2 separate regions of the Homo sapiens genome follow, and region 1 is linked to region 2. The links are chromatin contacts, found by Hi-C or POLR2A ChIA-PET in ENCODE. All regions are on one chromosome and are shown on one strand. Each heading gives the region's core, a stretch centred on a gene start or an enhancer-like site at or near the end of the contact. The rest is flanking DNA. Distances are from core to core; before and after follow the strand shown.

Region 1 (6,827 bases), core at 4,082-6,581, 37 kb before region 2:
TCTTTTATGAATAGAACCCCTACCAATAGAACCAAGCACCTGTGAAATCCACCCTCTGTACTGCTCACCCAGCCTTCTCTACTTGCAAGTTGTCCCAAAATGTTACAACTAGGAAATGTGAGTTTTTGGTGGCAACAAAGGTGGGGTTTTTTTTGCCCACAAAAGTGAATTCAAGGGATTTATTTTGGTTTTAAAATTAATATTCACTTTTTAAAGGTACAAATTTGAAAACCTAGTTATTCCTTTAGTTTTTAAACTCAGCTTACAGCTCTTATTATTTTATTTATGTCAACACATTTAACAATCACTCTTAAGATGGGCTTCGAATAATGTTTTAATTTACAAATTGTACTTCTCCCTATTTAACTTCTCTTTACAGTTAAATATTTTGATTTTCTTTAACAAAACTTTTCTGAAGATTTAAATTATGCTTATAAGTTTATAAAATAAATTTATACATATGCTGATTCTTAATTTCTCTTAAATATTCTAATACTATACATAATTGTAGTAAGATTGATGTTTAAAATCACAAGTCTATATGAATTATTCAATGAACAATTTAAAGCTGGAATTACAAGTCTCATCTATTGCTCTCTTAGGGCAAAACTGCTTAAATCCTTTATGCTTACATTCCTTCTAATTCTATTGGGTAAACGACTTTGGAAGTTGCAACAAGATAGATGAATAAATGAGATACGTCCAGAATTCAAAGGGGTTATCATTTTAATATCCATTCAAATTGCATGACCCTAAGACTGGAAGCATATGAAAAGAATACAGCAATCTTTTAAGAGTCTTTAACATAGAAAATATATATGTTATGAGACAATCTCATGGACATTAAAAGTATAATAAAGGAATGCTGTGAACAACTCCATGTGACAAAATTTGATATCGTAGAGAAAATGAACCAATTCTTTGAAACATAAATAATCAAAACTCACAAAAGGGGAAATAGATAAGCTAAATAGTCTTATATGTATTAAAGAAATTGAATCAATAATGAATAACCTCCACCAAAAGACAGCATCAGGACCAGTGAATTCTACCAAACTGTGAAGGAAGAAACCAGCCTTACCCTAATACCAAAACCAGACAATGTACAAGAAAGGAAAACTATAGGCTAATATCTCTTATGAACATAGATGCAAAAATCCTCAACAAAATATTAGCAAATTGCATCCATCAATGTATAAAAAGTAATATATTACTATCATTTGGGATTCATTCCAGGTATGCAAGGCTGGTTCGACATATGAAAATCATTCAATGTAATCAATTACATTAACAGGCTAACCAAAGAAGAAAAATCATACAATTGTATCATTTGATGTAGAAAAGTCATTTGACAGAATCTAACACCCCTTCATGATAAAAATTCATCAAACCAGGAATAAAGGGGAACTTCCTCAGCTTGATAAAGACCGTCTACAAAAATCTCAAAACTAACATACTAAAATGGTAAGAGACTGGATGCTTTCCCCATAAGATTGGGAACAAGAAAGGATGTCCTCTTTCACCACTCCAATTTAAAATTGTACTGGGGCTGGGCGAGGTGGCTCATGCCTGTAATCCTAGCACTTTGGGAGGCCAAGGTAGATGGATCACTTGAGGTCAGGAGTTCAAGACCAGCCTGGCTAACATGGTGAAAACCCATCCCTACCAAAAAATACAAAAATTAGCTGGGCGTGGTGGTGTGTGCCTGTAGTTCCAGCTACTCAGGAGGCTGAGGTGGGAGAATTGCTTGAACCCAGGAGTTGGAGGTTACAGTGAGCTGAGATTGTGTCACTGCACTCTGGCCTGGATGACACAGTGAGACCCTGTCTCGATAAATAAATAAATAAATAAATAAATAAAATTATACTGGAAGTCCTATTTAGTGCAATAACATGAGATAAAAAAATAAAAGTATACAAATTAGAAAGGAAGAAATAAAATTGTCTTTATTCATAGATGACATGATTGTCTATATAGAAAATCTCAAAGAATCAACACAAAAACTCCTGGATCTAAAAAGCAATTATAGCAAGATTGCAAGATATGAGGTTAATAAACATAAATCAGTTGCTTTTCTGTATATCAGTAATAAGCAATTGGACTTTGAAGTTAAAAAAAAAACCCTTTATAATAACATCCAAAAATGACATACTTAGTTATATATCTGAAAAAACTAGGTATAAGATTTATATGTGGAAAGCCATAAAACACTGATGAAAGAAATCAAAGAAGGTCCAGATAAATGGAGAGATATTCTGTGTTCATGACTGGATTGCTAAAATGTCAATTCTTCCCAATTTGATCTATGGATTCAATGCAATCCCAATTAAATTCCATCAAGCTATTTTGTGAATATCAACAAATGGACTCTGACATTTATATGGAGACACAAAAGAATTAAAATAGCAAACATACTGCTGAAAAAGAACAAAGTTAGAGAACTATCCAATTGCCAGGCCTACTGTGCAGCTACGGTAATCAACACATTGTTTTCAAGAAATGACAGATATGGAACAGAATAGAGAACCCAGAAATAGATCCATACAAATATGGTCAACTAATCTTTGACAAAGGAATAAAGGCAATTCGATGGAGAAATAATAGTCTTTGTCATTTCAATAAATAGTGCTGGAACAATGGAAGTCCACATGTAGAAAAAAAAAATGACACAGATCTTACATTTTTGGATAGTTGGTTTTGAGCTGTGATTTTTAGGTTGAAATTTTAATTAGCTTATATTTGGTATAAAATCAAAATTCACCATATTTACAAATTTAATTTATCAGATATATAAGAATTACTTTAAGTACAGAGGAAAATTTGTTGGATAAATACAATTGCAATACTTAAAAAGTATACTGAATATGTTAAATTTATAAATTTAGTTGTAACACTTGAACATTAAGAATCAATATTATCCAAAGAGCTCTTAAAAGTGATTGTTAAAATCTGCTACAGTTACCAATAAAATAATACTTGTAAGCTGAACTTAAAAGTTTAAGGAATAATCAAGTTTCTGTATTCTTTTTTAAATGTGTGACAGGCGTTCAGAGGATCATTTAGAATCCTTGGTTCATAACACATTCTCATCATTGGTCCATTCTTGGTATTTATTTGGTTGGTAACTTTAATAAAATTAACTCACTTACTATTAATTTTTATATCCAAAGTAAACTCTGAATAGTCTTTTCTTTATTCCAAAACTGTCTGTGAGCCCATAAAAATCTCACATATTCATAGGATGAAGGTGGGATGTGGAAAGGGTCTAAAATGTGTTTTCGTGAATAAAAATGATTGTTTAGAAATAGTAGCATTTAGCCTAGTTATTAAAGACAGGACATTTGAGTAATTTAAAAAAATAGATGAAATGGAAAAACACTCACCCAATAAGGTTTCTATTGTAAAAAGGCCAAAGGGAACGACATTCAGAATAAAAAGTCTTATACTTGGAAGTGAACAGATAACTAAATTTAATGAGATGGTCTGGGACACATAGGAACCCTCAAAATGTTACTAGAAGGTTATGGTGAGCCTAGAATATTGAGGGGTGAGTTTGGGCCATCTAGGTGAAAATGTCAGCTAGACAGTCATAGATATAATACTAGCACTCTCGGGGAAATTGGAATTGAGAACACAATGTGGGAACCACCAGCTTAGAGGCAAGAGCTGAAGCTCTGAAGATAGTGAAGGCCTCCCTGGGGGAGATGGGAAGAGAGGAATGAAGGCAGAAGAAAAGTTGTTTTTCTTTCAAATCCTCTATATTTTATATTATTCCCTGCTTCCTTTTCCTCCTGCTTCCTGGGTTGGGATGGGGATATCTCCTCTTGGCTTATAAAATTATCTAGAGACCAGGAGCCACCTTGTAGAGTAGGGGTCCCCAACCTCTGGGCCATGGACCAGTACCAGTCCATGGTCTGTTAGCAACAGGGCCGCACAGCAGGAGGTGAATAGCAGGCGAGTGAGTGAAGCTTCATTTGTATTTACAACCACGCCCCATCACTCCCATTACCCTCTGAGCTCAGCCTCCTGTCAGATCAGTGGTGGCTTTAGATTCTCACAGGAGTGTGAACCCTATGGTGAATGGTGCATGCAAGGGATCTAGATTGCGTGCTCTTTATGAGAATCTAGTGCATAATGATCTGTCACTGTCTCCTATCACCCCCAGGTGGGACTGTTTAGTTGCAGGAAAACAAGCTCAGGGCTCCCATTGATTCTACATGATAAAGAGTTGTATACTTCATTATATATTACAATCTAATAATAATATAAATAAATTGCACAGTAAGTGTAATGCGCTTGTATCATCCTGAACCATCCCCCTCCACTCTGTGTCTGTGGAAAAGTTGTCCTCCATGAAACCAGTCCCTGGTATCAAAAATGTTGGGGATCACTGTTGTAGAGGACACAGAGAGGTTATTTTGAGAACCCCAAAGCTGTTACAAACACACCCAATAGACAGCACACCTATATAACTATAGGTATTCAAGGGCAGTTACTACAAGACAAGTTTTCAGGACCAACTTTTCATCTTTGAGCGGATGCACAGTCCGGACTGGTTTTCTTCCGTAAGAGAGAAAGAGGGAGAGCAAAAGTGAGAACTTTTGGGGCAGGGAGGAAAAGTCAAAGGGGGATGGTCAGGTTCAAGCATGAGGCCCTTGGAGACTGCTGGCCAGGGGTGCTGCAGAGTCACCGTTTCTATTGTGTAAACTTTCCTATGCTGACAGATTGCCTGGTGTGATAACTTCACTCTTGTGTGCAAATACTCTTCCTTAAAGACACATAGAGAAAAGCTGGCCAAGACCCAAGAAATGGCTGTAGAAAGATATTCATTCTCAGGGCATTTCTGAAAACACATTTTCTCTACATTTTCAGCTTTCAAATTGTATAAATTTTCTCTTGACTTCTGACTCAAAAATCTTCTCAAACCAGGCATGTCAGTTTCTTAATTAAAAATGGTGTCTTAGTCTGTGAGGCCTACCATAACAACATACCACAGACTGTGTGGCTTAAACCACAAAATGTATTTTCTCACAATTCTGGAGGCTCGAAGTCTAAGATTAAGGTGTCTGCAGATTTGGTTTCATCTGAGGCTTCTGTCCTTGGCTTGCAGATGGCTGCCTTCTTGTTGTGTCTTCACAGGGCCTTTTTCTCTGTGCCTGAGTATCCCTGGTATCTTTTCTTTTTGTAAGGACACCAGTCCCAATGTATTAGGGCCCATTGTTTTGATCTCTTTAACCTTATTTACCTCTTTAAAGGTCCCATCTCCAAATATAGTCACATTGGGGATTTGAGCTTCAGTATATGAATTTGTGTGTGTCTGTGAGGGGGGAAATAATTCAGTCCATAATAAATAGTAAGCTGAGATTTGTCTACTATGGACTCCCTGTCACACAGTAAGTACTTAGCAAATATTTGTAGAATGAGTCAGGCTGTGACTGGGTAACTCATTTATCAATGTGCTGCCATATTTTTTAAAGTCTCATAAACCTTAGTCAATTAAATAAATTTTTCATTTTGCAAGAGTTGGTAATGATGGCCTAGTAACTTTATAAATGGGCTAAAATCAATATACTTATCTTTAACATGAGCCCTAGAGGGTCAGATCAAGCCATAGTGCAAGACCCTAGTATAATTCCTTTCCTTTACTGAAGTGTTACGCTGGAACAACATTGCAGTGAAGGTTTAAAACTAAATATTGAAGATGAGGTGGTTTTGCAAACTTTCTGGATGATGTGTGTTAAGAGGCACAGAAGGCAAGCATCTTGCTCCCTTCTTACAAAGAAACAGAAGTGGTGAAGTAACTTGCCTAAGGTCTCATGCAGGTGAGTACCAGAACTGGGATTAGAATTCAGTCTTGTGTCACTCCAGGGTGCTGTTTTTTTTCTTTTTTTGATGTGCTTCTTGTTTAGCCCATTTAGCTAGTGAATGTGAAGATTCAAGGAGAAAAGGCTTTTCCTTCTGACATTGAAGTACCTAAACTCTTTAGAAAATCTACTCAGGTGCATTTCATAAATTGATTACAGATGAAGTCCAATAGTAACATTGTTTATATTTGTGAAATCTACCATACTTGTCAGTTTCTAGTTTACAGATTATATAAGGAAATCACTTACATCCAAAATACAATCTTTGCCAGTACACCAGCACAACCTCTTGGGAATCTTGAACTACACATATACTGAATTGATACTGCAAATCAAGTCATTTGCCCAAATGGAAGGATTTAGGGATAAATTCAGCCAACAGTTACATGCTCAGATTCAAGAATCTGAAATAACCACTATATTGTATAGCTAAAAATAAAGCAGTTTGCACAACACTTGGCATTTTCAGTTGACCTAGTCAATACTAGCTAATAATTTTTATAATTCTTGAGTGAAGTGAGTTTTTTCTTTATTTTACATGTACAACTGGAATCCTGAAAAGTTAATAGATTATCTTTTACCTAAGTGCTACAGTAGGTAAGGTAGTATTGATAGTCTTTTACTGAATCTACAAATATTTTTTTCTTGAACATGACATAATTTCTTTTAACAGTTTTATTGAGACATAACCAACAAACAATAAACTGCACATACATATAGTGTACAATTTGATGTTTTAACATATGTATATTCTTATTAAAACTACCACCACAATCAAGCTAATAAACCCACTACTCCTAAAAGTTTTCTTGGGTCCTTTTGAAATTCCTCTTTCCTAGGTAACCATTGATCTTTTTTTCTGTAACTACACATTAACTTGCATTTTCTAGGATTTTATATAAAGTGAAACATACAGCATGTAATCTTTAAAAAAATCTCTTTTCTTTCAGTCAGAATACTTAC
Region 2 (6,936 bases), core at 1,861-4,360:
AAATGCTACAACTTGGGTTCTAGATTAGGGCAGGGCATGCATTCATGTTTGTTTTGTTGGTGTAACAATGGGTTTCGTTAAGTGGTTGTGGGTGTCTCATACGCAATAGGACACATTGAATGCATTGATATGAATGGATTAATACTAGTACAGTACTCGCTCCTCCTACCTCCCCACTCCCTTTAGGTTTGAGGCAGCTAAAGCTGCTTCTTCCCTGGACTCCACATCTATTCTGGCTCACCTGTGATTATCCCCCATGCCTACCCTGACAACCCACTCTCGACTATGCTTAGGATCAGCACCTAGACTCTCCTGGCCCTGTGCCTACTGTGGTGGACACATACCTGTGTCTCATGAGGGTGGGATGGGAAAGAAGACAGACCTTGCATATACTGGCTGAAGTGTTCACATGCATGTAATCAGTGTTCCTCGACCTCGGTAAGAAACCACAGGGCTGCCCAGTCCTGGTCCCTGCGTGTGTTCTTGCCTGCATCTTACAAATATTAGGAACAGGCCCACACTAGCATGCTATCTCTTTTGGTGTGTTACTTTCAAAAAAGGAAACAACATGAATTTTCATTAAAAATACAGGTAAATTTCTCACTCATTCTAAATCCTGAAGGCAGGTGCACAGAAAATTAGTCTCAATGGAAACAGAAAGTGAAATTGACCACTTTTATTTCTCCCTTTTAAGTAAATTACCTCCCTCAGCAGAGAATGTATTTATTCCAGAATTAATCTGAGCATTTGAAAGTTATTGACGTTTTAGAAAAGTATATCCAAAGGATTGATAGTGGCAAGCTGAACAGTATTTTAAAAACCCACAAAATGTGCCAAGGTCTGAAGGCCATTCAAGTTCAGGGTTGTGATAATAAGCATAACCGTAACTCTGAATTCTGTGAGTTCAATCAAATGCTTGGACTATACAATCAAGTAAAAAGCTTGACAGATTTTTTTATAGTGCACAGCTTAGTAAGAGCTCAGTAAATATTTACTATATTTAAAAAAATCCACCCAGTGTCTGGATGGGTTTGGTCACAGTAGTTCATCATGTAGCCCAAGATAGGGTAGCCCAAGTCAGCCTAAATCTCGTGGTGCTTCAGTGGCACTGAAAGCCAACCATAGCTTCCAAACCTGACGTAGATACTTTAATGTGATAAAGTGGAGCTAATTTTCCCATTTCATGTGTAAGTAGATGCAAGAGTGCACTCACCTCAATGTGGTTTGATTCCTATCCCGCAAAAGCACACTTCAGTCTCAGTATTCATGATGGTTTCAGTTCACTTATTGGTCATTGTCCCTTTGCTCTTTGGTTCTCTGGTCTCAGTGTAAGAATGCACACTGATTTCTGTTAGATTCTATCTGGGCAGAGGGGCGGGGATGGATTATCTTTCTGTGATTGTGTATGAGTTTGGGAGTGGATGAATAGAGGAGGAGTTATGTAGTGAGAAGATGGGTACACTCTGATGAGGGTCTCCAGTGGCGGCCCAAAGTGATTCATGAAGTAGTAGAAGCTGATTTTTGCTCTCTCCAGCCTTCTGCTTTCTAGCCTTAAAGCATCGTGGGTTTTTCCCCTCTCAGGACTCGATTCCCTACGGTGAAAACCCTAATTTATATTTTTTTCTGCTCTGTTCCTATGTGGAATTAACTCTCAGTGTTTTTCAAATTGTGAATCTTGACCCATTAGTAGTTGTTAAATTAATGGGTCAAGCCAGTAGTAAAAAATGAAGTCATATGAAATATATTAGGAAGTGTCAGAGCACATCTTAGGCAGTAGGGAAAGTATTGCTTCTGCAAAAACTTTTATTTCAATTGTACGTGTATGAGAGAGTACTGAACAGTACTGTAAAGGTTGTGATGAGAACAATTTGAAAAGCACTGACCTCAAGCAAGTTGTTAGAGGTGGATTTGTAGGTACACAACAGGCATCAGGAGGAAGGTTTAGGGGCAGGAGACCTCTTCTGTGTACCTCCCACTACCTCATGTCGGCAGCCATCTTCCCATTTGGCCTATATTAAGGTCATACCTATTGTTGTTGGTCCTTTATCCTTGCTTTGTGGAGGACCATCATGAAATCAAAATATTCTTCAGTGAATACTTTGCAGCTTGGAAGGTGCTTTTATTTACATTATCCCACTTGACTACGGATTCTACACACCAGATGCTAGGTTCATCCCAGAAGAGAGGCCGGGTCCAGCCCCCTGCCCCTAAGACCACCTCTAGTATGATCTTATCTAGCTTGTTTTTATGATGCAATGTTAATGCAGCCACTGCCCATAAGGGGACACATGAATCTGAAGGTATTTTCCATGCATGATTAACTTTTAAAGTTATGTTGTATTCCTTGGCCTAAGCAAGGTGTGACTGACCTTATGGCATCTGTAGTAGCCAAGGGTTGACATTAGAGAGGATGAAATAAGCAAGTGGTAATGGCTCTCAGGAATTATGGTAACAAGGAGAAGAGGATGGTTCTTCACTGCTAAGCAGCTTGACTAGGTGAGAGACAGCCAGCATCTTACTGCTTCCTGGCACATGGAGTGTTCCACTGAGAATCACAGGCAGACTCAGGCAACCAGCCACTTTTCAAATGGGCTGTCTTCTGTAGTGCTGTTCCACCACCATTCTGTGGGCCCAACTGTTGCCATTCTGGGGGATCTGCCATTGCTAGCTTAATTCCATTCACTTCAATTCAATTGCTGTTATGAAAGGCCTACTAGTGCTATTCCCCTGAGAATCTATAGAGACAGGGTAGAACTCTTGGATGAAAAGGTGAGGGCTTAGGACATCTGGTTAGTGGAACTTACTTATTTTTGGGCCTCTTTCATCAAGTAACACCAGCTGATGCCTAGGAGTGTGGGAGTCATATCGGCTTTGTTGTCGTCTGTTAGAAACTCTTCGTGTTCACAAAAAAAAAAAAAAAGCAGCCTTGGAGAAATCTTCAACCCAGAAGGAGTTAAGCTGTGTGTCTGCACAGCGCAGCTTTGTTCTGGCAAGGTCCCATCAGTTTAGGTCATTTCTGATGACTTCACTCTCCTGGTGACATCAGCCTCTAATCTCCTGAAGGTGAATTCATGTGCGATTGCTTCAAAATACTCACTCCCTGAGTTCCGAGCCATTCCCGTTGATATATGGACAGAGCTTGTCTTTCCCAGGCCACAGTCTGGTTTGTGCACTGCATTTGTGCTTACCGTATCATATTACCATGTGGACATTATGTCACTAACTGGCACAACCGGCTCAAAATGAAATATGCTTGCTGCAAGCAAAAACCCAAAAGCTAACATCAACTCTCCCCACCCCCTACCCCAGGTACAAAATAAAAGGGCTAGAGGGATGGCTGGACTAGATTTTGGTTTAATATGTTTCTAACTGTTCTCTCCCTCCTCTGCCTTTCTGTGGCCTGAATGTTGATAGTAACTTTATCATCCTTTTCAGTCCTTTATACCCACTAACTCTTGAAAATGTTTGGTCACTGATGGCACAAATTAAATGTAAGACTTTGGAATAATTTAGTTTAGCCTCTTCCTAAAATATCAAGTCTGTGAACTCAAGTAACCTTTTTACCTTCTAAGACCACTTTCTTTTCTTTGTCTTTCAAATGTCATAAAAGAATACAGAGTAGAAATGAAAGCAGCCTGGGCTTATTGGGTAGGTGCCAGGAATTAGCTTTGACAAAGATGGTGTTCTGTGCACTTGGCCCAAGCTGACAGGCATGCAGATGCCTCTAGAAATTGTGGGAGATGAACTGGAAGTATCCCCAGAGTTTGTCCAGTCTTAGGGTGGTGTAAGTACATTTTAGGCCCTTCTCCTGTTATCCACAGGCTGTGTTGACACCCTCTTGTGTCACCAGGGATTCAGAATGCCACAGTGCCTCCCTGACCACTATCATCCTCCTGCTGCCCCCACTCTGGGGCAGAAGAGGGTAGTCTGTCTACAGAGAAGCAGAGTCCCCACACCACTTCCAGGATCCCAAGCACCCATTTATTTTGATTAATAGCTCTTGGCAGTAGACAGTAGCTTCTGGAATACAGAACTGGCCGGGTACACACTGAGGTTTAAAATCACATCAAGAAAATAGCATACTAACACAGGATTGTTAAGGGGAGAAACTGGTGTTCAAACAATAAAATACTACTCTCACTGTTTATCTTTGTTTCATTTTGAAGGAAATAAAGAAATGAAACCTTACAAGTGTAGCAGCCCAGTTATCAAATAGTCATAGCCACAGACACTCAGTTTTGGGGTCAGCCCACAGACTATGGGGGTACTTTCTCTGCCTCTGCACAAAATAAATGTTGAGGCTCTCAATTTTTTGAGGACGGAAATAAAATCCCTGGATGCTTGCAAATATATTTTTTAATGCAGGGATAGCTAGGTTTTCTGAGTTTCAGTTCTGTTTCAGCTGGGGTGCGGGTGGGGGATGGCCTGCATCACAGGGGAAACTGGTGGAATCTTAGTCCAGGAGGCTGGCGCCATTACCATTCACATCAGCTCATGATATACAAAGGTACCAGACTTTTTTTTAAAGGCCCAGTATAAAGTAATCCAACTTTCTTTCTCCTGCTGTATATCCAAGGAGGTGGAAGTATTAAAGAACCCTTTTATACCTTCTCAATGCCATTCTCTTTCTTGGTTCATGCAGGAAAAAAAAAGAAAAAAAAAACACAGAAGACAGACTAGAGAAAAAAAAAACCCAAAAATCTAATTAAAATACAAAATTAATAAAACATTCTCATGTGCTCAAATCCTACATCTTCTCTTCTAACAGCATGGCTGTTATATATGCACCTGCTTACTCTCTTTCCCCAGTAAAGAAACAGCATCTCCTTACTCCAGAGGAATTGGAATTTCCCACTTCCCGACTTCTTGCTCCCTGCAAGCTACTTGAGGACCACAAAGGCTGAGCCTTCTTGTTTGACTGGGAAGACTGGAAGAGCTCTACCTTTCTAGCAGAGAAATGCCTCCTGTGGACAGTGGGCCATAGCCACACATGGGATAGAAGACGTGAGGGGTGTCTGACTTTTGGAAAGAGCTGAGCACTGGATGAGACTTATATTTTTCCCATGTGCCTTACTGGGGTTGTACCTGGAGAGGGAGTGCTTCTTTTCATTTCTGGAGGTAGAGTGCGATTTGCTTTTGCAGTTGGAGAGGCAAGGAAAAGCTGCCAGTGTCTGTAGCAAGCTAGGTAATTTGCGTATAACATCACTCCTTTGATGACGGCATCAATCGCTTTGCTTGACTGATTCTGCGAACTAGTGGGTTCTTTGATGAGTGTGCCTTGCCCTCAGTTTGCTGAGCACTCTTCCTCGGGGTGGGATCTCTAAGCCATAAACAAGGAGTATTTCCCCTCCAGTTTAAGATCACAGGTTGACTTCATCGTATCCACTGTCTCACCAGCTTTCTCCATTCGCCAGCCCAGCCCAAGGGCAGCACAGCCTTGAAGGCACCAAATAGGGAAAGCATGCCACTCCGTACCTCCTTCCTGACATCTTCTGCTTAGATTAGGCTCATGCCAGGGTCAGAGCCAGCTGCGCCATCACACCCGATGCAGCCTTGGGACGTGCTGGAGGTGTAGGGGAGAGGAAGGCTGCCCCCAAATGCTGATCTGCATGTGTGCATCCACCAAAGCATGTGATGGGAACACTCTTATCAGCAGATCTTTCATCCCAGCCCTGCCACCACTGCCGTGTGACCCTGAGCTAGGAGCCTACTCCACACAAGGTGTTTCTCGTTTGTCCTGAGACTCTAGCTCTGAAGGGAAAGAGTTCCTGTTGGGGCCATCGACCCCCATAGCCACTGGGATAAACACTGATGTAGTTGTTGCTCAACTAATGAGTGAAGGAACCAATACGGCCAAAAAATTTTTTGAAACGTGTGCCCTCCCTAGAAGGTCAGCTGGGGCCCCTGTTTTGCATGCACAGGCCTGCCCTGCCCTGCCACCCTACCAAGTTTCTTTGAGTTTGTAATTTGGTCTGAGACTAGAGATGTCATCTGATATGATATTCCCACCCAGGGAAAGTCACCTTGGGAGGAACTCTTGTTATCCCTGGTGCTCAGCAAAAGCCTGCTGGCTCCTTGAGTGCTGGGACACTCATGTCTCAACAAGGCACCGTCACTCTTGTGTCCCCGTGCCTAGAGCAGGGCCTGGCAGGCAGGCACTCAGGAACAACTTGATGAATTGAGTTGTTGAAGTCAGCTAAATCTTTCTGTACAGGTGCAAAACTTGCTGTTCAAAATAAATCCTAAACATGAAAACAGAAAGCTATAGACAAAATCCTAAGTTCCAGTGATCTCAGGGAGGCAAAACCTGTCATTCTTTGAAAGAACCTATTTGGATATGTATATGTTAATATATGTGTATGTATAAGTACACCTACATCTCTTCCATCTGACATGTTTTAATAGTGTGCTTATGGAGTGGGTTTCCGAAAAGAGCTAAGTCTAAAGGAGAGAACCTACAGTTTTCTCCCAAATGGGGGCATCTCACTATAGCATCATGGAGTTTGCTGTTTAACCTCTCTGTTAAGCAATTCAAGGAGTTACCTTCTATGGAGGTGGCTTCTCAGATTATTTTTTTCCTATAATATCCTCCTCCAGCTGCTTCTTGACAAAGAAGCACTTGTTTATTCACTCCACACAATTTTTTTTGCAAGTCTTTTCATTTTTGTTAATAAGTTTCATTTTCTATTTAGCTTTCTGACTCTGTGCTTGTGCCTTCAACACTTTCACAACGATTTTCTCTTCGTCGATAAGGAAAGCATGCTTGATCCTGTCATGAACACATTTAGCATACATGGAACCACCATAGGCCCTGCTGACATATTTCTTTGTTTTGGACAATCTCATAGGAATTTTAGGTCTTACAGCATGAACCCCTCAAAGTCTGCCTGGGCACATACCACATGTAGATTTTGGTGCTTTCCCAACCTTCTTGGT

Evidence for each region. Hi-C counts contacts between places; a loop is a spot of excess contacts on that map. ChIA-PET counts read pairs that join two places held with the same protein, here RNA polymerase II (POLR2A). Pooled maps may share reads with other maps.
Region 1: a map of PC-9 shows a loop between it and region 2 (5-fold over the local background). The contact joins two enhancer-like sites. A Hi-C loop is called at or near these places in 5 of 168 maps with a recorded cell type or tissue (B cell, CD8-positive, alpha-beta T cell, PC-3 and 1 more) and 7 of 50 pooled maps. POLR2A ChIA-PET finds 5 or more read pairs at or near these places in 3 of 52 experiments (Panc1, SK-N-SH and T-cell).

The regions. Positions count from the first base shown.
Region 1 is chr13:50,315,046-50,321,872 of GRCh38, forward strand. All of the region lies in intron 2 of DLEU1 (deleted in lymphocytic leukemia 1), which reads left to right. Among named protein-coding and RNA genes, the nearest start is that of DLEU2, 190 kb to the left of the region's middle. Within about 2 kb of position 5,332, at least 7 of the 41 ENCODE cell types and tissues checked have a DNase peak (open chromatin) inside an H3K27ac peak, as active enhancers do; they include PC-3 and PC-9, where a contact is called at or near this core.
Region 2 is chr13:50,354,726-50,361,661 of GRCh38, forward strand. The region is part of intron 2 of DLEU1 (deleted in lymphocytic leukemia 1); the gene reads left to right. It also overlaps the pseudogene RPL34P26. Among named protein-coding and RNA genes, the nearest start is that of DLEU1-AS1, 170 kb to the right of the region's middle. Within about 2 kb of position 3,111, at least 14 of the 41 ENCODE cell types and tissues checked have a DNase peak (open chromatin) inside an H3K27ac peak, as active enhancers do; they include PC-3 and PC-9, where a contact is called at or near this core.